Linked DNA regions of Homo sapiens: region 2 is linked to region 1. A link is an interaction called in ENCODE POLR2A ChIA-PET data of the cell type or tissue named here. Cell type or tissue: A673. All regions are shown on one strand. Each heading gives the region's core, and the rest is flanking DNA. Links, peaks and the distances in the headings are about the cores only.

Region 1 (10,966 bases), core at 1,457-9,456:
CCCATAAGAGCCCCAGATATGGCTCCATGGCAAATCCCTGCCATCTGCCTACTTCATTCCTGCCATTGTGTACAGAGCAGCAGAAAGAAGAATGCTGGCTGTAGAGTCAGGAAAATCCAATTCTAGTTCCAGCTCTGGTGTCTGCTGGCTGTGTGACCCTGAACAAATACATTGATCACTCAGAGCCTCAATTATGTCCACTGTGGGAATGAAGCCAATGCACCAAAGTCACTTCCCACCACAGGCAGGGCTGTGAATCTGATGCCAATGGAAGAGAGAGAATTTGAGTATTTTCTTAAACTCTGTGGGATGATAGTAGGTGGTGGGAAGAAGAGACTGTTTCGATCTCCCTTGATAAATCTTCCATGATAATGTTTGGAAAGGACTAGAATACTTTTCCCTTCAACCTCCTCCTCTTTCCCTGCCTTCAAATGGAGAATCCAAAATACAGGAAAAAGTAGAAACATGAGGAATGTGGAAAAAATATCCAGATGAACTACCGAAGGCAATCTTAGCATCACAATTATTAATGAACACACACACACACACACACACAGACACACACACGCTCCTCCCTCACTGTACACGAAAAAGTTTGCTCAAATCTCTATGTCCCCAGATCCATGTTGGCCAGACTAATCTTGAACTCCTGACCTCAGGTGATACGCCCACCTTGGCCTCCCAAGTGCTGAGATTACAGGCGTGAGCCACCGCATCCGGCCCCAGCCTCATTACTCTGAAAAACATAGAGACTGAGGGATAGGCAAAGATTTCAACAATATAAGGAATATCTCCAACCAGGAGCTACTTTATCCATTTTTTTTTTAGATCGAGTCTCGCTCTGTTGCCCAGGCTGGAGTGCAGAGGCGTGATCTTGGCTCACTGCAACCTCCGCCTCTGGTTCAAGCTATTCTCCTGCCTCAGTCTCCCAAGTAGCTGGGACTACAGACGCGTGCCACCACGCCCACCTAATTTTTTGTATTTTTAGTAGAGACAGGGTTTTACCATGTTAGCCAAGATGGTCGCGATCTTCTGACCTTGCGATCTGCCCACCTTGGCCTCCCAAAGTGCTGGGGTCTGCCAAGCCCGGTGACCACCCCTGAGCCATATGACCAGGTAAGAGCACACCCAGGACATTGGTGATGTGATGGAAACCACCACTCCACACCTCCTGCAAGAGTCTGCGGCGGTGTCACCCACAGGGTCCTGGACAAATGGGCTTCGCATGAGTCAGTGCCAGGAAGCCCTCCAGGCACAACCGTTCTTGCACACACAAATGCCTCCTTCAAACCAGGCTGCAGGGAGGCTCCTCTCAAGCCTTGAAAACATGAAGTGTTCCTTCTTGGGTGCGCCCAGGACAGGTTTTCCCACTTACAAGGGAAAAAAAAAAGGTTTTACAAAATGCTTAGATTCCAAGGTTAAGTAGGCTTTTGAGCCTACTTAACTCCAAAAGCCTATTTAACTCCAAAATAGGCCCGTTGTGTGGTGAACTGTCAAAAGCAGCACTTTAACATAAAGCTCAGGGCCAGGTGGCCTAAATTTGAATCTGTTAGCCATGGGACCTTGAGGAAATAAGGCCTCTGCGGGACTCAGTTTTCTCATCTGTACAACAGAGCTGACTACAGAGGGTTGTTGTGGGATGAAGTGAGGCTCTGATATTCAGTAAGTTCCCCAACAAGCACAGGTGCTGTAGCTGGTGGGCCTAGCAGGAGAAAGCTCAGAAATTCAGCTGCACGATAGATCATGTTTTGTTGGTGGGCTAGCCTGGGAACCTAACCATGTGGACAGACATTCTCATGGAAAGCAGCCTTTCGCAGTGCCCACTCTGTGTCAGCTGGAAACGCCCCACACCAGCCAGCACTTTACACATGCTGAATTAAATGTGGCCACACCCAGTCTAGGAGACCACAAAGGCAGAAGTCAAGCAAAGACGTCCAGGGTGAAGGTGGGATCCTTCCCGGTGGCAGGAACAAACCTGCAGCCTATAGGTAGGTTCAGGTTCCATTTTTTTAAAAAAGCAAAAATAAAACATGTTTATAGCTAGGAATAATGTACTTTCATTTTAAATATTTTTAAACCATTTGACGTTTTAAAAATTTTACTGTGATAACCATAGTAACATATGACCCCCCCCCTTAACAAAACTTAAGTGTAAAATATGTTATTGTTGACTATAAGTACAATGTTGTATAGCAGATCTCTAGAGCTTATTCATCTCACTTGACTAAAACATTATGCCTGTAGATTACTAACTCCCCATTGCTTCCTCCCCTCAGACCTGGCAACCACCATTCCACTCTCTGAGTCTATGAATTTGACTACTCTAGGTACCTTGTATAAGTGAGATCATGCAGTATTTGCGTTTCTGTGACTGTTCTATTTCATGTAACATAATGTCCTAAACGTTCATCCATGTTATTCCACGTGGCAGGATTTCCCTTTTTGTTTGGTTTTTTAGAGACGGCGTCTCGCTACGCTGCCCAGGCTGGAGTGCAGTAGCTATTAACAGGCGAGATCATAGCACACCATAGCCCCAAACTCCTGAGCTCAAGTGATCCTCCCAAGTAGCTGCAACTGCAAGCCCGTGCCACCCTACCCATTTTGGGATTTCCTTCTTTTTCATGGCTGAATAATATTTTGTTGAATGTATATACCACATTTTCTTTACCCATTCATCAGTTGATGGACATTTTTTAATTATTTGGTTTTTTAATTTATCTTTGTTAATTTCCCATGAACATACATTACTTAAAATTTTTTTGGCCAGGCGCAGTGGCTCACCCCTGTAATCCCAGCACTTTTGGGAGGCTGAGGCAGGTGGATCACGAGGTCAGGAGATCAAGAAGATCCTGGCTAACTTGGTGAAACCCTGTCTCTACTAAAAATACAAAAAATTAGCCAGGTGTGGTGGCAGTTACCTGTAGTCCCAGCTACTTGGGAGGTTAAGGCAGGAGAACGGCGTGAACCCAGGAGGCAGAGCTTGCAGTGAGCCGAGATCGCACCACTGCACTCCAGCCTGGGCAACAGAGCGAGACTCTGTCTCAAAAAAAAAAAATTAAACTCATTTATCAAAACCAGAAAAAATAACAAAAAATAGAAATTTAACTTGGTGTTAAAGAAAAGGGCCTCCTTCTTGTTCTTTCTGACTCCCCCTCAGTCTCAATCCCTGTGGCCTTCAATAAATCAACCCCTCGGCCTCAGCTTATCTTCCATGTAATCTAGAACACAGCTCACAAGATTAAGAGTATGATTATTTACCATATTACAGCTAATTCACAAATGGCCTTAAAATTCTCAAAGCATGTTGAATGCAACTCCTCCTTAGTCACCCAGCCCTAAGTTAATAATTAAGCACTTGGCCAGGCATGGTGGCTCACACCTGTAATCCCAGCATTTTGGGAGGCTGAGGTGGGTGGATCACGAGGTCAGGAGATTGACACCATCCTGGCTAATGCAGTGAAACCCCGTCTCTACTAAAAATACAAAAAATTAGCCAGGCATGGTGGCAGGCGCCTGTAGTCCCAGCTATTCAGGAGGCTGAGGCAGAAGAATCGCTTGAACTCAGGAGGCAGGGATTGCAGTGAGCCGAGATTGTGCCACTGCACTCTGGCCAGATAGAGCGAGACTCCGTCTCAAAAAAAATAATAATAATAATTAAGCCCCCTTAATTGGTGAATATGGAAATGTACAGAACAGCGTCATAGGCACCACAGCACACAAAATTGACCCTGGCCTGATAATGGATTTCCTAAGTCACTTGCTCATGGAGCACTTCCACATCGAAAGTTAATTAGCCTAATGAGGGCAAGTGTGACTTCGTGAATGCCAGACTGACTTTCCGCTCTGAGCCAGCCACCCAGGCGGCTGCCCATGTCATCCTCCTGGATTCATTTCCTGGAGCACCAAAGAGGCGGACCAAGGGGACAGAACTACAGGAGGCTATGTGTCTCGTGCCTTCCCTACCACTATCTGTTAGGAGTCAGCACACATTCTGAAGGCCACCAAGAGCCAGGACACATACCTGCCACCTTTTCCTGGAGCTGGCCCCAGAACCTCTTCAGGAAAGGGGGCCCTCTGGCAGATAGAATCACAGGTGAGCCCCTCTGGCTCCTTCCAGATCATGGAAGGCCGAGGTGGGCAGAAGAAGGCTGTGCCCTACCAACCCTCATACTCATGACTGATGAATACCTGCTCTGTGCCTGACCAGGACAACAGCAGCTCATGAGTGTACTTGACAGCTCATAAAGCCACCCTCCCAGCCAGTCTCTCTGAATCCACACAGCAGCCTTGAGGGACCACTGCTACTGTTACCAGGTGGGTATTGGAACCAAGGCACAGAAAGGTGCTCTCGTGGCTGGGTGCAGTAGCTCACACCTATCATCCCAGCACTTTGGGAGGCCGAGACAGGCGGATCACTTGAGGCCAGGAGTTTAAGACCAGCCTGGCCAACAAAGTGAAACCCCATCTCTACTAAAAATACAAAAATTAGCGGGACGTGGTGGTGCGTGTCTGTAGTGCCAGCTACTCAGGAGGCTGAGGCAGGAGAATCACTTGAACCCGGGAGATGGAGGCTGCAGTGAGCCAAGATCACACCACTGTACTCCAGCCTGGGTGACAGAGCGAGATTCTGTCTCAAAAAAAAAAAAAAAGAAGAAGAAGAAGAAAGCAAAACAAAAGAAAGATGCAACTGTCAGTGGTCACTTACCTTGGAAATGGGACAACTGATGTCTCTGGGTCCCTAAACCCTCCTAGTTCAGTTGTCTTTTGTTGTTCCTCATCCAGAGGCAAACCAAAGTCAAAATTTCACTAGCCCAGAAACATCTAAACGTCTATCAATGGATGAATGAAGAAAGAAAATGTGGTGTATGCCTACAATGAACCATTAGTCAGTCTTAAAAAGAAAAGACGGCCGGTGCAATGGTTCACGCCTGTAATCCCAACACTTTGGGAGGCTGAGGTGGGTGGATCGCTTGAGCTCAGGAGTTCAAGACCAGCCTGGGCAACATGGCAAAACCCCATCTCTGCAAAAAAATACAAAAATTATCCAGACATGGTGGTGCGTGCCTGTAGTCCCAGCTACTCGGGAGGCTGAGGCAAGAGGATCACTTGAGCCCAGGAGTTCGAGGCTGCAGTAAGCTGTGTTGGTGTCACTGCACAAGCAACAGAGAGAGACCCTGTTTCAAAAATAAAAATGTTTAAAATGGTAAATGTTATATTATGTATATTTTACCACAAAAAAAGGAATGAAGTACTGATCCATGATACAACATGGTTGAACCTTGAAAACACTATGTTATGTGAAAGAAACCAGACACAAAAGGCCATACATTATATGATTCCATTTAATATAAATATGAAATGTTCAGAACAGGTAAATCAATAGAAACAGAAAGTAGATGAGTTGTTGCCAGGGGGCTGGGAGAGGGAAGAATGGGGAGTGACTGCCAATGGGTGTAGGGTCTCCTTCTGGAGTGATGAAAGTGTTCTGGAATTCGATAGAGCCAGTGAGTGCACACTGCTGTGAATATACTATATAACACTGAATTATATACTTTAAAAATCCTTTCAATTTTATAAAATTAAATTTTAATTTTACAGGCTGGGCACAGTGATTCACACCTGTAATCCCAGCACTTTGAGAGGCCCAGGCAGGAGGATCACTTGAAGCCAGGAGTTCAAGACCAGCCTGGGCAACATAGCAAGACCCTGTCTCTACAAAAAATTAGGCAATTAGCCAGGCACTGTGATGCACGCCTGTAGTCCCAGCTACTTGGGAGGCTGAGGCAGGAGGATCCCTTGAGCCCAGGAGGTTGAGGTTGCAGTGAGCTACGATTGTGCTACTGCACCCCAACCTGGGAGAGAGTGAGATCCTGTCTCAAAAATAAATAAATAAATAATTAAAATGGTTAATTTCATATCATGTGTAAATTCACCTCAGTTTTTAAAAACAGACAATCGTTGGCCAGGCACGGTGGCTCACACCTGTAATCCCAGCACTTTGGGAGGCCGAGGCAGGCGGATCACAAGGTCAGGAGATGGAGACCATCCTGGCTAACACAGTGAAACCCTGTCTCTACTAAAAACACAAAAAAATTAGCTGGGTGTGGTGGCGGGCGCCTGTAGTCCCAGCTACTCAGGAGGCTGAGGCAGAAGAATGGCATGAACCCGGGAGGCGGAGCTTGCAATGAGGCGAGATCGTGCCACTGCACTCCAGCCTGGGCGACAATGAGAGATTACCTCTCAAAAAAAAAAAAAAACAACAGACAACTGCACATCTCTGCCTTCTTTCCTGCTCTGTCCAAAGCCTCACCTGGTGCCTCTCTTTTTCCACTGGGCTTCCAGAGACCCTTCCTGTCCTCTCCCACACACCACATCTGCTGGAATCTACTGCATTTTCTCTCTGCATCTGAGGCCTTAACATGGCCAGAAGCTTAGAATCTTTCTGGGTTATTCTAAGCACCTAGGCAAGACTATAGTGAGAGTAGGAATAAACTGGCAATCCACCACCTGGAGAGAAGGGAGGCCCAGCCCTGAGACCTCATTGTTTGCTTTCTGGGGAATCCCTGTCCATCCCAGAGGCCAAGTAGTCCACTTCTACTTTTCCAGGTATGACTTATTATCACCCCTTCCCCACAGACCACCTCCCCCAAGTTTTCTTTCATCCAGAGATTTAATTAAATCCCTCTTTCAAATTTAGAACCAAGTTAGGCAACCTGAGGAAACCTAAAAAGGGATAACTCAGTGTCCCCTGGCACCCCACAGGCTGGCTGGGACACCCAGGTCCTGGGAGCTAAATCAAGAGGACAGCAACGCAGGTCTGACTCTAGATGGTCTGAGAAGTTCAAGGGATGTGTCTCTATCTAGATCAAGAACCAGGTTCAGCTGCTCTGAACATGCCCCCTTAGGCCCCCGGGGAACGCAGGCCCTATAACTCCTGCTAAGGGGACCTGAGTCAGAGGTTCCCACACTGGGACCACCTGCATCACCTCTTAATCCTCTTAGCCCAGTGGCCACAGGCCCTTCTGCTCCTTCAGCCCAGAACAGCCCAGAGACAGCAAGGAAAGTGGGCACCCCCAGAGGACACAGCCACCAGTTCCAGCCTCCTCCTCCCCAACCTGGCTTCCTGTTGCCCTATTCATGAGGTCAGCTCTGGGCCCCTGCTCCTTCTTTAATGAGTCAGAGAACAAGGAAAAGAGCAAAAATGAGCAGGCTCAGGGAAAGATGGAGACTAAGCTGGCTCTGGCTGGAGGTGAGCGAGGCCCCTCCTCCAGGACAAGCCGCTAGGAACTGTGCTCTTTTTAAAAAAATCCCCTGCCCCACCCCCTAACAGAAAGGAGGCCATAAACAGGGATCTGCTTGACCAGCTGTCACCCAGCCAGTCTGAACGTTGTTCTCCCTTAAAGGGAGAAAAAGGCACTGACTCTCAAGTAAGACTCCTAAACCCCCCAGGACCACACCCCAGAGGCCTAGCTAGACCCCACTCCTGCTCTCTAACCTCCAGCCTACAGGTGCATGGCTGGACAACTTCACAAGTAGGTCCAAATTTGGCCTCAAAGTCACATAGACAGATGTGATCCCAGAGCATGTAATCCTGTCTTGGTGAATCTGCTCTAAGTCCATGCATCCCTTTGGCCTCTTTGAAAAGGAAAAGCTACAGAACAAACAGAAGAGGAATTCTGTTTTCCTCTTGGAAAAAAGAAAAGGGAAAAAAAAAAACCCCATACAAACCCAAATTGAAAGGTACTTTGTACTGCTTAGACTCAACTAGATCAGGAAATACTGATGGATTTTTTAAAACAACAGCACAGGCTGTGTAACAGAACATGACCAAACACAAGCATGAACATGAGGGATCAGGTCTAGAGTCCAGCCAGCAGTTAACTCCCTGTGTGGTGAGGCCTAAGTCATGACATCTCTGAGTCTTAGGGTCCCCATCTGTGAGACACAAAAAATGAAAGCACTGAGGGCCATACCATGACTTCTCTGAGCCTCAGTTTCCTCACCTGTAAAATGGGCACAGCAACATTTGTGAGAGTCCTGTGAAGCACAATGGGCAGAAGTATGCCATGCACTGCGGTGTCTTAGACAAAAGGTGGGTAAGCGGGAAAGGCCCCTCCCCTCTGCACCTCCAGCCACTGCCTCTGCAAGAACAATCCACAGACGCTGGATCACTACCATGCCACTGGGCCTGGCACCAGCAACTCAAACACAAATAGCTAAGATCCCCCCAGCCTGAGAAGCAGCTGGGATACGCCAGGGATGCCTCTGGTTTGGAGGCTTCCCTGGAGAAAGAAGAGCAGCCGTCTCCTGGAGAGGGAAGAGCAGCCGTCTCCTGGAGCAGGAATCTTAAGCACCAGAAAAGCCCATAACACAGAGTCGACGAGGCTGGGTATGGTATAGGAGCCACTGGCCTGAACCCTGCAAGCACCAGTCCTGCAGCTCCCAGGCCACCAAGACAAACCTGAGTGAGCTGCACGTCCCAGATTTTATGAGCCGGCCTCCAGCTCACTAGCTGTGTCCTTGAGTCTTAATCCCGCTCCACTGCCAACACCCCACACCCAGCCCTGTGATCTCAGGGTTTCAGGGAAATGGAAAGTCATTCCCCTTTGTGGAAAGGTCAAACCCTTGGACTCGGTTTTTTCCAGTGCTCCTTCTGGCTCTCCTATTTGTTTGATTCTAAATTCCTTTATCCCCCCTGCTGGAAAGTCAGACAGAACATTCCTCAGGAAAGAGAACTTTTAGTGGGGGTGTGGTGGGGAGGAATAATTGAAGTAAAATGAAAAATGGGTGAAATCAGGTACTATAAAATCTTGGTATTCAAAGAGTGCACGACAAATTGCACCGGTCAGCAGTCACTACCGTGAACTCACAATGCTCTGGTGAGTCACCCAAGGCTGGGAACTGAAGTCAAACTAATACTCTCTATCACAGTACAGGACAGGAGCTCAGCTGCATACTAATGGCAAGAATCCGCTAAATGCATCCCTTGCTACTCCCAGCAGCAAATGCATAAGCTATTTCACACTCAAATATAAATTAGTGAGCTATTTTCCTTGCTGGGTTAATACAAATCGTGCTCTGGACCAATTAAGTAAGCCACTTCAAAACTTTGCTTCAGCGTATTGGAAAATGTCCCGCTTAGGGGAAGAATGAAGTCTCGAGTGATGCATGCCCAACTGATGGCGAAATAGGTGAGAGTGCTTTCAGAATTCTTGAGGATTTTGTTATTAATGGTGTTTTAGTGTTGGGTTCTTAAACACATCAAACAAATTTCCTTTAAACTAGTAGTTCCTGACTGCCATGGGGAAGGCTGCAGGCCTCCCACCTCCCAGATGGTTCAACCACAATAAACGTTTGGCCTGTCAGATGCACAACACTGATGAACTAATTGAAATATGCTGCAACAAGCAAACCCAAAATAAATGTAAAATAATTGTTTCCTTACACGATAACCCGCTGAAGTGCCTCCACGTCTGGCCACCCCTGCTGATTGAATGTTCCCCCTGCTCCGTGAGCCTCACTTATGTGTGGTTTTCAAAGGATTTAAATGCTTTTTTCCAGTGTGATTACCCACATGGGAAAAATTCTAATTGCAAAAAATGTTGAGTTTTTCTCCCTCTTATGAAAAAAAAAAAAAAGCAAGTGAAAAGTCAACTGTTATAAAGTACCAAGGAAAGCACTTAAATGGGCCCTTCAGTGTGAGAGGAAGAATGTCCTCCTGTTCTCCAGAGCACCGTCGCCAAGCCAGTGTTAAGCACGCATCCACACCTGTGGGGAAGCCCTGCCTCTCAGACAACCTCACGCCACTGATGAAAGCTGGGAATAGCCACCTATTTCTACCCTGACACACCCATCCCTATCCCCCTCCCCCCTCCCTCGATCCCTCCCTCCAAGGGGCTGTCTAGAGAGACAGCAGAGGGTGGAGCCAGCAGCACCCATAACAAGCTCTCCCACTGGCTCACCACCTCATGCAGGACACTGGTGCCCAGTGAGCCCTCCCTAGGGGGCTGGGAAGCCCAAGGGCCTGATTCTAATCCCAGGAGGACAACAGAAGCAAAGTGCACAGCCCTGCTCCACAGCACAGCCTGTGAGTCAGACTTGGAAGGGAAGCCCCCCAGCTGCCAAAAGAGAAAATTCAGGCCCTCCCCAGGAGCCACCTCTCAAAAGGGGAAATAAACAGCTCTGCAGAGGAGAAACAGTAATAATCCGTATGACGTACGTACGAACTCTTAAGAGGGCACACAACAGGCAAAAGACTTGGGAAAGCTTCCTCTGAGAGAGCCCAGGCATAAGAAGGCCACAATTTGAGGCATGGGGGCCCCAGGAACCCCCCATCTTGGCCTGAAACACCTCCGTAAGAGGATTATTCCTTTGGGAGAAGGATTGGTCTCAGCTCCTAAGAAAGGCCAAGTCTATTGCAGGGCTGCCGCCAGAACCCACTGCATGAAAGTACAGGGTCCCTCCTACCTGTAGACTTGAGCAGAGAGAGATGGGCACCATTCTGCTGGCAGCAGCCCTTCTAGAAGAAGCTACAGCAGGGCTGAGGGAGGACAGCTTGTCTTTCTGTAGCACCTAAGACAAGCAAACACAAGAATCTGCCCACAGCCTCATCCCGCAGCTCCAGTCTTCATCCATTAAGTACCATCAGCATTGTGAGGTGCCCTGAGCTAGGCTGGATACACCGTGGGGGCTGACATGATGCCAAAGGTGGCAGATCCTCACTATCCATGGATTCCATATTTGTGAATTACCCTAGTCACTAAAATTTATCTGTAACCCCAAAATCAATGCTCATGGTGCTTTCAAATTCATTTTCAAATTTGTGCAAATTGGCAAAAAATTTGAGTTGCCTGATGGCACATTCCCTGCTGAGGTTGAACGAGGGGACATCCTCTATCTTCCCATCTCAGCTCTCCTAATGGAAACACGTGTCCTTTTTGTGGTCTGTGCAGTGCCACATTTTTGG
Region 2 (10,966 bases), core at 1,589-9,588, 88 kb after region 1:
GAACTCCTTAGGGTCTTTAGATTTGTACAGATTTAATTCTGAGATACAAAAGGTGCCATATCCACTGCTTACTGAGCAACTATCCACATTGCAGTCTGGTTGTGACGTGGACATTTCTTGCTGTATTTCAGGTTCTGTGGATTCAGGATAATGGATAACAGATTCATTTCTCTCACTGCTTAGAGAAAAAAAACCCATTTGACTTTCCGAAGATACTTGTTTGTTTGAAGAATTTCCTTCACAGGAAGCTAAGGAAGCACTACTAGTCTGTAATTTGACTAAATTTTTTATCTCCTCCTGTATATGCTGGAAATAAAAAGTTATAGATTTGGGTAAGAAAGTATATTAAACATCATATTTTTATGACTGTTACAAGAATATCATGTTTCAAAATATGATGAGATATTATTCTAAAGATAATGTGATACTTTATCTTTAGTTTATAAACAAAATTGAGGCTGGTGGCCAGGCACAGTGGCTCACGCCTGTAATCCCAGCACTTTGGGAGGCCGAGGTGGGCAGATCACAAGGTCAGGAGCTCAAGACCAGCTTGGCCAACACGGTGAAACTCTGACTCTACTAAAAATTAGCCAGACACGGTGGTGCGCATCTGTAATTCCAGCTACTCAGGAGTCTGAGGCAGGAGAATTTCTTGAACCCAGGAGGCAGAGGTTGCAGTCAGCTAAAATCATGTCACTGCACGCCAGCCTGGGTGACAGAGTGAGACCTTGTCTCAAAAAAAAAAAAAAAAATTGATATAACGTATTGTTTTTTCTTACAAATATAAAAAAGGATGCTGGGTGTGGTGGCTCACGCCTGTAATCCCAGCACTTTGGGAGGCCAAGGCGGGCAGATCAAGAGGTCAGGAGTCCCAGACCAGCCTGGCCAACATGGTTGGTACTAAAAATACAAAAATTAGCCAGGTATGGTGGCACACACCTGTATTCCCAGCTACTCAGGAGGCTGGAGCAGGAGAATTGCTTGAACCTGGGAGGCGGAGTTTGCAGTGAGCCAAGACCGTGCCATTGCACTCCAGCCTGGGCAACAGAGTGAGACTCCATCTCAAAAAAAAATAAATGAAAATAAAAGTAAAAAAGGGCTGGGCAGGAGGCCGAGGTGGGTGGATCACCTGAGGTCAGGAGTTTGAGACCAGCCTAGTGAACATGGCAAAACCCGTCTCTACTAAAAATACCAAAATTAGCTGGGCGTGTTGGCAGGTGCCTGTAATCTCAGCTACTCGGGAGGCTGAGGTAGAAGAATGGCTTGAACCCAGGAGGCAGAGGTTGTAGTGAGCTGAGATCAAGCCACTGCACTCCAACCTGGGCAACAAGAGTGAGACTCCATTTCTATATATGTGTGTGTGTATATATATATGTGTGTGTGTGTGTGTGTATATGTACGTATGTATATGTATATAAAAAAAGGAATCAATGTAAATGGTAACTTACTTGAATTTGGTTGTGGAACTGCTCCTGCTGGGCAACTATCTGTTCTTGGCATTGTTTTTCCACCAAATTGAATAGCTGTAACCACCTGGTCTATTAAATTATAAAATATTTTAGTTAAAAATAATTTTTTGACTTAACATTTCACAGAACAATTCCTCCAGTGTAAAAGAGCCCTTTTTAGGTCATGATCCATCCCAAATCCCAAGAGCCATCAGCACTCTCATAGCTAGAGTATGCTGGCGCGCCACACCAAGAGAGCAGGGAGTTCTACAGAAGGCTACGTTCAGCCTCAAGGCTGGGAAACTTTCAGCCACAGACCACATGCAGCAATATACAACATCAGGAAGTGGCTATGAAAACTAACTGCCTGCGTAAAGCCTTTCAGCATCTTTCCACTCCTAAGCTCTCCTTAGACGGCTCTGCACTGTCTGTCTCCTACGCACCTCTCCACTTCATCCCAGCCCTCTGTCCTTTGCTGACTACGCACCTGCCTCACGGGCATCCTCTGTTCGTGAGCATGCCAAAATTGTCTCCCACCTCACAGCTGAGCACCTGATGTGCCCATCACCTCGCGAGCTCTTGCACAGCTCTCACCATGACTGCTGTCTTCCCACCCTGCAATTTCAGCCTAATTGTCATCTTCTCAAACCATCCTAACAGTTCCTTTCTTTCTTGTCATCCTATTTATTTCCTTCATAGTATTTGCCACATCAGAAAGTCTCTTAAATGTTCACTTTGTGAACTCTGTCTCCTACCCCTGCCCCACTCTAACTCCAAGCTCTCCACTAAAAACTCGTGGGGTCCTGGACAAATTAATTTGTACCTCAGTTTCCTACTTTATAAAATGGGAATAATAATATCTCATAGATGGCTAAAAGGATTAAGTTTTATTTATTTATTTATTTTTTTTTTTGAGACGGAGTCTCTCGTTCTCTCACCCAGGCTGGAGTGCAGTGGCATGATCTGGGCTCACTGCAACCTCCGCCTCCCGTGTTCAAGCAATTCTCATGCCTCAGCCTCCCAAGTAGCTGAGATTACAGACATGTGTCACCATGTTCGGCTAATTGCTAATTTATATATATATATATACACATTTTTTTTTTTTTTTTTTTTTGGAGACAGAGTCTTGCTCTGTCGCCCAGACTGGAGTGCAGTGGCATGATCTCGGCTCACTGCAAGCTCTGCCTCCTGGGTTCACGCCATTCTCCTGCCTCAGCCCCCAAGTAGCTGGGACTACAGGCACCCGCCACCACACCCGGCTAATTTTTTTGTATTTTTAGTGGAGACGGGGTTTCACCATGTTAGCCAGGATGGTCTCAATCTCCTGACCTCATGATCCGCCTGCCTCGGCCTCCCAAAGTGCTGGGATTACAGGCGTGAGCCACTGCACCCAGCCGAATTTTCATATTTTTTAGTAGAGACATGGTTTCACCATGTTGGCCAGGCTGTTCTCGAACTCCTGACCTCAAGTGATCCACCCGCCTCGGTCTCCCAAAGTGCTGGGATTACAGGCCTAAGTTTTAAATTTAAATATGATGCAGTGATCTCAATGGGGAAGGAACTCCATGTTGGAAATCTGTGAGGTCACGGTCATGACAAAGCTGGGGGGACATCACTGGCATTTAGTGGGCAGGGTCCAGGCATGCGGATCATAGGGCAGTCCCCCATGATGAAGAATTGTCCTGTGTCCATTTTATGTTATAAAACAATAAATATTTCGCACAGTATTCATAACATCAAAACAAACTTAAGTTTCAAAATCTCATGAGAAGTTGGTCACCCTTTCAGAAAAGCATGTCACCAGTGGAGGTGCTGTACACAATACCTGGATCATCAACACACCATAGCTATATTGATCTGTGTTCAGCTGCTGAATTCACAGTGAGTACATACAGGTAAACATGACTACTTCATTATGTCTTCTAATGAACATGTGCCTGACATGGATATATCCAAATACATGTTATTTTACTGTAAATTTTTTATTTCTCCTTTATGTCACATTTAGGATAGTATATTGATTTTTTAAAGCGGGTAAAGGTAGGTTATATTACCTATGAATTTCATTTCAGGATAATATAAATTGATGTTATTTTGAAAGCTGTTATAAAAACAGAGCTCAGAGGCTGGGCACAGCGGCTCATGCCTGTAATTCTAGCAGTTTGGGAGGCCAAGGTGGGTGGATCATTTGAGTTCATGAGTTCAAGACTAACCTGGGCAACATAGCAAAACCTTGTCTCAACAAAAAATGCAAAAATTAGCTGGGCATGGTGGTGTGCACCTGTAGTCCCAGCTACTTGGGAAGCTGAGGTGGGAGGATGGCTTGAGCCCAAGAGGTTGAAGGTACAGTGAACAGAGATTGTGCCACTGTACTCCAGCCTGGATGACAGAATGAGACCCTATTTCAAAAAAAAAAAAAAAAAGAAAGAAAGAAAAGAGAGAGAATGAAAGAGGAGAAAAAGAAACAAAGAAAAGGAAGGAAGGAAGAAAGGAAGGGAGGGAGGGAGGGGGTGGGAGGGAGGGGAGAGGAGAGGTGGGGCAGGGAATATATTCTGATTCTGACTTAAGATGCTAATGTCAAAAAAAAAAGGTTGATTTCTAATTATCAAAAGTAACAATTTCTAGTTAAACACAAATTTTCCAGAAGTTAAAATACATTGTGGCAATGCCTCCTTTGTCCTAAAGCATGTTAATTCAGTTATCAAAAGCTAATAAGGGCTAGCCACGGTGGCTCATGCCTGTAATCCCAGCACTTTGGGAAGCCAAATCAGGCAGATTACCTGAGGTCAGGAGTTCGAGACCAGCCTGGCCAACATGGCTAAACCCCTTCTCTACTAAAAATACAAGAATTAGCTGGGCATGGTGGCGCTCGCCTGTGATCTCAGCTACTCGGGAGACTGAGGCAGGAGAATCACTTGAACCTGGGAGGCAGTGGTGGCAGTGAGCCGAGATCGCACCATAGCACTCCAGCCTGGGCAACAGAGCAAGACTCTGTCTCAAAAACAAACAAACAAATAAACAAAAAGCTTATGAGTAGATACATTAAGGGAAGCATTTAATATACTTAATAAAACATTCCATTTTTAATTGCATTTGCATGGGCATTTTTAAAGGTCTTTCACGTTAGTGCATACTGATTATTATATGCAAACAAGCATAAAGTATAAAAACTGAAAACTCAATTTTTTAAGCATATAATAATACTTTTTTATAATTTCAATAATTATGGATAATGGATATAAATAATTACACTTAGCAGTTGCTGCTATCGAATTCTTAAACCAGGTAATCTTTCATTTCGCTTACTCTACATTCTGAAAAATAACACAAATTATGCTTCTAAAAGTACAATTAACGTTTAAAACAAGATCTAGTGCTTTCTAAGAATTAATAATGGTTTAAACATTTCTATAAAAAACTATCAAATCCAGCCTTAGGAAAGTCTATCTTGAGCATTATCCTATGAAATAAAATTTATATATACTTTTTTTTTTTTTTACTGAGGGGGTCTTGCTATGTTGCCCAAGCAGGTCACAAACTCTGGGCACAAGCTATCCACCTCTGCCTCAAGTGCTGGGATTACAGGTTCTCTTTTTTTATATATAGAGAGAGACAGGGTCTCAGTCTGTCACCCAGGCTGGAGTGTAGTGCTGTGATCATAGCTCACTGCAACCCTGACTTCCTGGGTTGAAGTGATCCTCCCACATCAGCCTCCCAAGTAGCTAGGACTACAGACACCGTGCCACCATGACCAGCTAATTTATTTATGTATTTATATTTGTAGAGACAGGGTCTCGCTATCTTGCCCAGGCTAGTCTCAAACTCCTGGCCTCAACCAAACCTCCCACCTTGGCCGCCTAAAGTGCTGGGATTACAGGCGTGAGCCACTGTGCTCGGCCATGTAAGTATTCTTTTAACTGTTACATTTTTATATCACAATTTAACCTATGAACCAAAGAAAGAACCACTGATCTGAAAACAATATAATGCAATGTATCACAGCTGAATATGGTAAGGTACTAAATAGAAGCTTCAATTTATAATTAGAACATTGAAAATATTTCAAAGTGGATTTAGGTTTTTCAAAATGATGACAATTCCATATAAGTTACTGACAACATTACAATTAGTAACAATTTTAATAATTTTGGGATTCTCAGGTCTCTGAACCAAGACAATGTTTTAGTTCATATTTAATATACAAATTAGTATGTCTAATCAGTAATATATTGTTAAAAAATACTTTTGATCACCTTTTTCCCATTCATTCAATATCATTCCCAAATTAATATACTTGACCACTTTAGCATTAACTTAAAAGTGTCATGCTCTTCAGGACATAAATTTCTAATAATTTAGAGTTTAGTAGAGGTATGTTTTAACATAATTATTTTAAAATTCCAAAAATAAAACAAAATTAGATACCTCACAGTTTTTCCAAAGTTCCGAATCAGTCTTTCCACTGTTTTGTAGCTCTTGCATTAAAGAAGTTAGGACTTCAACTGTACCTTGAATTACAGATGGTCTGGTCTTCCCTGAGAAAGAGGATACCCCATTTGTACTAAGGTGGGGACTACTTCTGTTGAAACATAAATAATTCAAATGGTTTTCTTCATTCTATCAAAGTGTTGAATAATTCAGCAGTTCAAGATTTAGCAGAGCAGTACAAAACCACTGACATTTAATCCTTCTAATGGCACCTCATTTGTTCAAAATCTGATCACAAGTTGCTCCACAAAAGGAAACGGCCAGTAAAAAGACCGCACTGTACTCTTTTTAAGAACACAACAAGAAGACCTTCTCCAGAAGTGAGAGAACACTCCAAAGGATCGGCAGAAAATAGAAAAAGTCTGTGCTAAACAATAAGATTAATTTCCAGCTTCTCTGATCTCAGCTATTCCAGAGGATTATTTCCCCCAACTTTCAGAACAGCCCTTCATTGTGCAGTGGGGATTCTTTCCCCACTGCCCCAAATGACAGTCAAATCTTGTTCACTGGACACCCTTAATTTGGTACGATAAGCTGATGCTTATCTCTGCACTATCTCTGCATAAAAGTTGTGCCAAGCAAATCAGCAGCAAATATTCAGGACTTATTTAGCCTACTCAGTGTGTAAAACAGCACTGAGTTTTTCCAGGAGTACTGCTTTTCCAAACTTCAGGTAAGTTATTTCGGATTTGTTTTATAAACACACAATATATTTCAGGACATTAAAATGTACTTAAAATCTAGTCACCAAAAGATCATTTTAATTTATTTACTGCTTGATATCCTGCTTTCTTTCACAAATAATTTGTTTAAAAAAATAAATAAAAATAACAATAAAATAATAGTTAGGACCAGTGAAAATATTACTAAAAATTCAAAGGAGGCCAGGCGCAGTGGCTCACGCCTGTAATCCCAGCACTTTGGGAGGCCAAGGCGGGCGGATCACCAGGTCAGGAGATCAAGACTGTCCTGGCCAACATGGTGAAACACCATCTCTACTAAAATACAAAAAATTAGCCGGGTGTGGTAGTGCGTGCCTGTAGTCCCAGCCAATCAGGAGGCTGAGGCAGGGGAATCCCTTGAACCCAGGACACGGAGATCGCAATGAGCTGAGATGGCACCACTGCACCCCAGCCTAGTGACAGAGCAAGACTCCGTCAAAAAAAAAAATTCAAAGGAAAGAATATATGTTATCAGTAAAGGATTTTACATAGCTGTAATAATCAAGTTTAAATGTGGCCAATTTAACTGCCAGTCACAATGAAAAGGAAGACAAGTTTAATTGCCTAATTTTCACTAGCAAGGCACAGTTAGCTTCCTCCAGCCAAATCAAACACTGTTCTAACAGGAATATCTTCTAGAAGTGTACTTTAAAGGGACCACCAAGTAATACAAGAACCAAAATGCGTGGCCAACTTTCTGCAAGTGCATACAGATTACTGTAGGACCATTTCCTGTGCCTTTTAAAATTTCCTTTTCTCGTTTTATTTCACATATTCCTTTGTTTTTTACAACTCCCCACCCCCATTGTTTTATATACCCATGTAAGCTGCCTTAAATTCCTCCTGAAAAGGGCAGAGAATTAACAACTTTTAAAGTAATGTATTTATTTATAATACACAATTTCTTCAAGACCTACCGTGTTTAAAGCTCCTTGCCCCTTTACCAGTAAGGCCCCAAAACCGCTGTTTTCCTTCCTTGTACCCGCTCTTTATAGATGCTCTCCTCTCTTACAGTCCTTGCCTCTTTGCTGTTTCTACACTACTATAAATTTAGAAACCCAATAACCAAGCTTGTCAGACTATGTGCAAATTGAAAGTAAACAGGCTCTGATGAAAAACAAACCATGATCTGTGTTAAGACCATTAAAAAATAAAAAACCAATCACAGGATAGCTTAAAAATAAAATGCATTTTAAAAAATTAATAAAATGCATAAAACACACTTTGATAACATCTATTTAGTCCACTATTTTGTCTACTTAGAGTCTGTTATTGTCTTAACTTCCTAATACTCAACTTTAACTGCTACTTCCCACATTGGTGAAGTATTTCTGCAACATAAAACATCAATTGTCCCAATCATTTAAAAATGTAGAAATAATATTTAGGCAACTAAATGTTAAAGATATGCTTGTAATTTACCAAAAACAAACAAAAAAGTATAAAGGAAAGTAAAACAAGCAAAACAAGTTCTTTTTCAGAATGCTTTCCATGCAAAAGTACATATCTCTGAGAGAAATGAGAAACATGAAAAGACCAAACCTATTCCTGACTTAAACATCTGTCCCCGAACATTTTTTTTTTTTTTTTTTGAGACAGAGTGTCGCTCTGTCGCCCAGGCTGGAGTGCAGTGGCGCAATCTTGGCTCATTGCAACCTCTGCCTCCCAGGTTCCAGCAATTCTCCTGCCTCAGCCTCCTGAGTAGCTGGGACTACAGGCGCGTGCCACCACACCTGGCTAATTTTTGTATTTTTAGTAGAGACGAGGCTTCACCATGTTAGCCAGGCTGGTCTCCAACTCCTGGCCTCAGGTGATCCACCCGCCTCAGCCTACCAAGGTGCTGGGATTACAGGCATGAGCCACCGCGCCCAGCCTCCCTGAACATTCTTGATGATAGGTTAAAAAATAATAATAATTCAAATCAGTAACTATGACACTATTTGGATAAGTTGATAAACGTATGCAAATAAGGTTATTCTGATTTGGTACATTTTTTTTAAATCCCATTCTTACCTATCAGTATTTAAGTTCAGTCCAAGAGAATGAAGAGAATTTTCATCAGATCCTACAGAAGATGAAGTTTTGTGTAAGGTTTTCACCAAGTCAAACTCTTCCATAGTGTACAGAAATTGTTATATTCTCTTATTGGAAAATAAAGGTTCTTGGGCTGTTTGAGAAAAATGAATCCGTGTCATCTTCAGAGGCTTCATCATCTACTGGCATTTTCAGTGGCTAACATTCAGAACTGTGAAATATCCTAAACTTCCAAGAGAGTCTGAAAATGAATGGGGGAAAAAAATACTACTATAAAAAGCCACCAAAGCTAGCAACTGTTTTTACATAACTTTGGAAACCTTAACTGCTTTCATACAGATCTCCATTAAGGATAGCAACAGTATTCATAATAATCAAAATGTAGAAACCACCCAAATGTCCATCAATGGATAAATGGATAAACGAATGAAGCATATTCATAGAACAGGATAGGATTCAGCCATAAAAAGACACATGCTACAACATACATGAACACTGAAGATACTATGCTAAGTAAAAAAAGCCAGTCACAAAAGACCACAGACTATATGATTTCATTGATATGAAATATCTTGAATGGGCAAATTCATAGACAAATGGCTGCCAGGAGCTGGGGAAGGAGAGAATGTGAGTGAGTGCAGCTGGTATGGAGTTTCTTTTTGGGGTGATAAAAAATTCTGGAATTAGATAGTGGTGATGGCTGCACAACCTTGTGAACTAAAAACCACTGAATTGTACACTTGTAAAAGACTGAATTTTATGGTATGTGAATTATGTATCTCAATTAAAAATCTACATTAAGGATTATTTGCAAAAGTAGCATCACCTTTTTCAGGTAATATTTCAGATTTTTATATGTTTAATAATCAAGGTTCTTTTTTTTAGAGACAGCATCTTGCTATGTTGCCCAGGCTGGTCTACAACTCCTGGCCTCAAGTGCTCAGCCTCCCGAGCAGCTGGGATTATAGCGCAAACCATTTTGCCAGGCTTTACAATGAAAGTTCTAGATATAATTCTATTATGTAACAATTGGAATACTTGCATGCCTTGTTCATTTGTTTAATAAATTCTACCAAGTATATATGTTTGTTGACTTATACAGAGACAAGAAGAACTGAACTACTTAATATTTAATTTGTATTAAAAAGAGCCAATTAAACTGTTAACAACCATAGCTTCCCCATTGTCTGGAAGTACATTTTGAACTATATATATGGTCTTTTGTCTCTGTGCAGCTATTCTTAGAAAATAAACCACTGGGCACACTGGAGCCTGCCTGCAGCTACTGGGAGCATGTCCCAGCTACTCTGGAGGCTGAGGTGGGAGGATCACTTCAGCCCAGGAGTTCAAGACTGCAGTGAGCTATGATCCTGCCACTGCACTCCAGCTTGGGCAACAGACCAAGACCCCATCTCTTAAAAAATAAAAATAAAAATAAAAAAATTATTTGCCAGGCCAACTAAAATTTCAGTGAAGCTGGATATATACCATGGCAAATTGGCTGTAACAGGTCAAACAAGATGCCTCCTTCCTGGGGAATTCATGCACTTATAAAAGAGCAAGGGAGCAAGAGGAAAAAGGAGAAAGAAAGAAAACTTCAGCTGCTTACAAACTGAAAAGCTTAGAGAGTGCAACAGGAATATTATCTAGTATTCCGCTTCTGCTAGATTCCCACTTTCTAGGGCCTGCTTTTATAAAGCATTACACAAAAACAGGGACCATTTCCTTCAGGGACAGGAGTGAATGCAAAGGGTAACCGGACCTAACTAAATGGACTTTTCCCCAGTGGCTCAGCCCATCACCCACGACAAATGGGGCATTGAAACAGTCAAGGACTGCCCCTTCCAACTGGCAACAGAAATACCTGGATTCCAATCACCATGCTATTACACCAGGAAAACACAAGCTCTCCAGGGAGATGAACCTGCAACCCCATCTATTATTTCCCCTGCTAAGGTAATCCGGATCCGGATGCAGATCCAGATGGAAAACCACTAGAAATTCAAAGATGCTTCTCCATTTGGGGTGGAGGTGCTGGGGGGAGGGCAGGGAAGTAAGAGGGAAAAATCCTTAAACACCCACAAATACAATGCAAAAAAAAATTTTTTTAACTTGATACAGAATGAATATAAGAGCAGAGCTTTTATATTTCCCAGCAACAAGATATGACGCTTTTGGTGTCCCTACCCCCTAGCAAAAAAAGGGAGCTGGGGAAAAGGAACGATTGATGGTTATGAAACATGAAAGTTAACTGGGCGCTCCGCCTTGACGGGA

Evidence for each region. Peaks named below come from ENCODE experiments on the same cell type or tissue, not always from the same donor. Only the 100,000 strongest peaks of a DNase experiment are listed, where the experiment ranks them.
Region 2: POLR2A ChIA-PET joins it to region 1 with 22 read pairs; 21 of 35 experiments call an interaction of 5 or more read pairs at or near these places.

The regions. Positions count from the first base shown.
Region 1 is chr12:123,133,259-123,144,224 of GRCh38, forward strand. All of the region lies in intron 1 of PITPNM2 (phosphatidylinositol transfer protein membrane associated 2), which reads right to left. Among named protein-coding and RNA genes, the nearest start is that of PITPNM2, 12 kb to the right of the region's middle. In A673, for the core only: no CTCF peak of the experiment used is centred there; no DNase peak of the experiment used is centred there.
Region 2 is chr12:123,221,590-123,232,555 of GRCh38, forward strand. MPHOSPH9 (M-phase phosphoprotein 9) reads right to left here. Exons shown (of 24, transcript NM_022782.4): 2 at 8,672-8,933; 3 at 5,874-6,027; 4 at 1,449-1,538; 5 at 1-306. The coding sequence starts at 8,775. Among named protein-coding and RNA genes, the nearest start is that of MPHOSPH9, 6.1 kb to the right of the region's middle. RefSeq lists enhancers at 1,886-1,955, 2,016-2,105. In A673, for the core only: no CTCF peak of the experiment used is centred there; a DNase peak (open chromatin) is centred at 6,162; H3K4me3 peaks cover 1,748 bases; H3K27ac peaks cover 3,013 bases.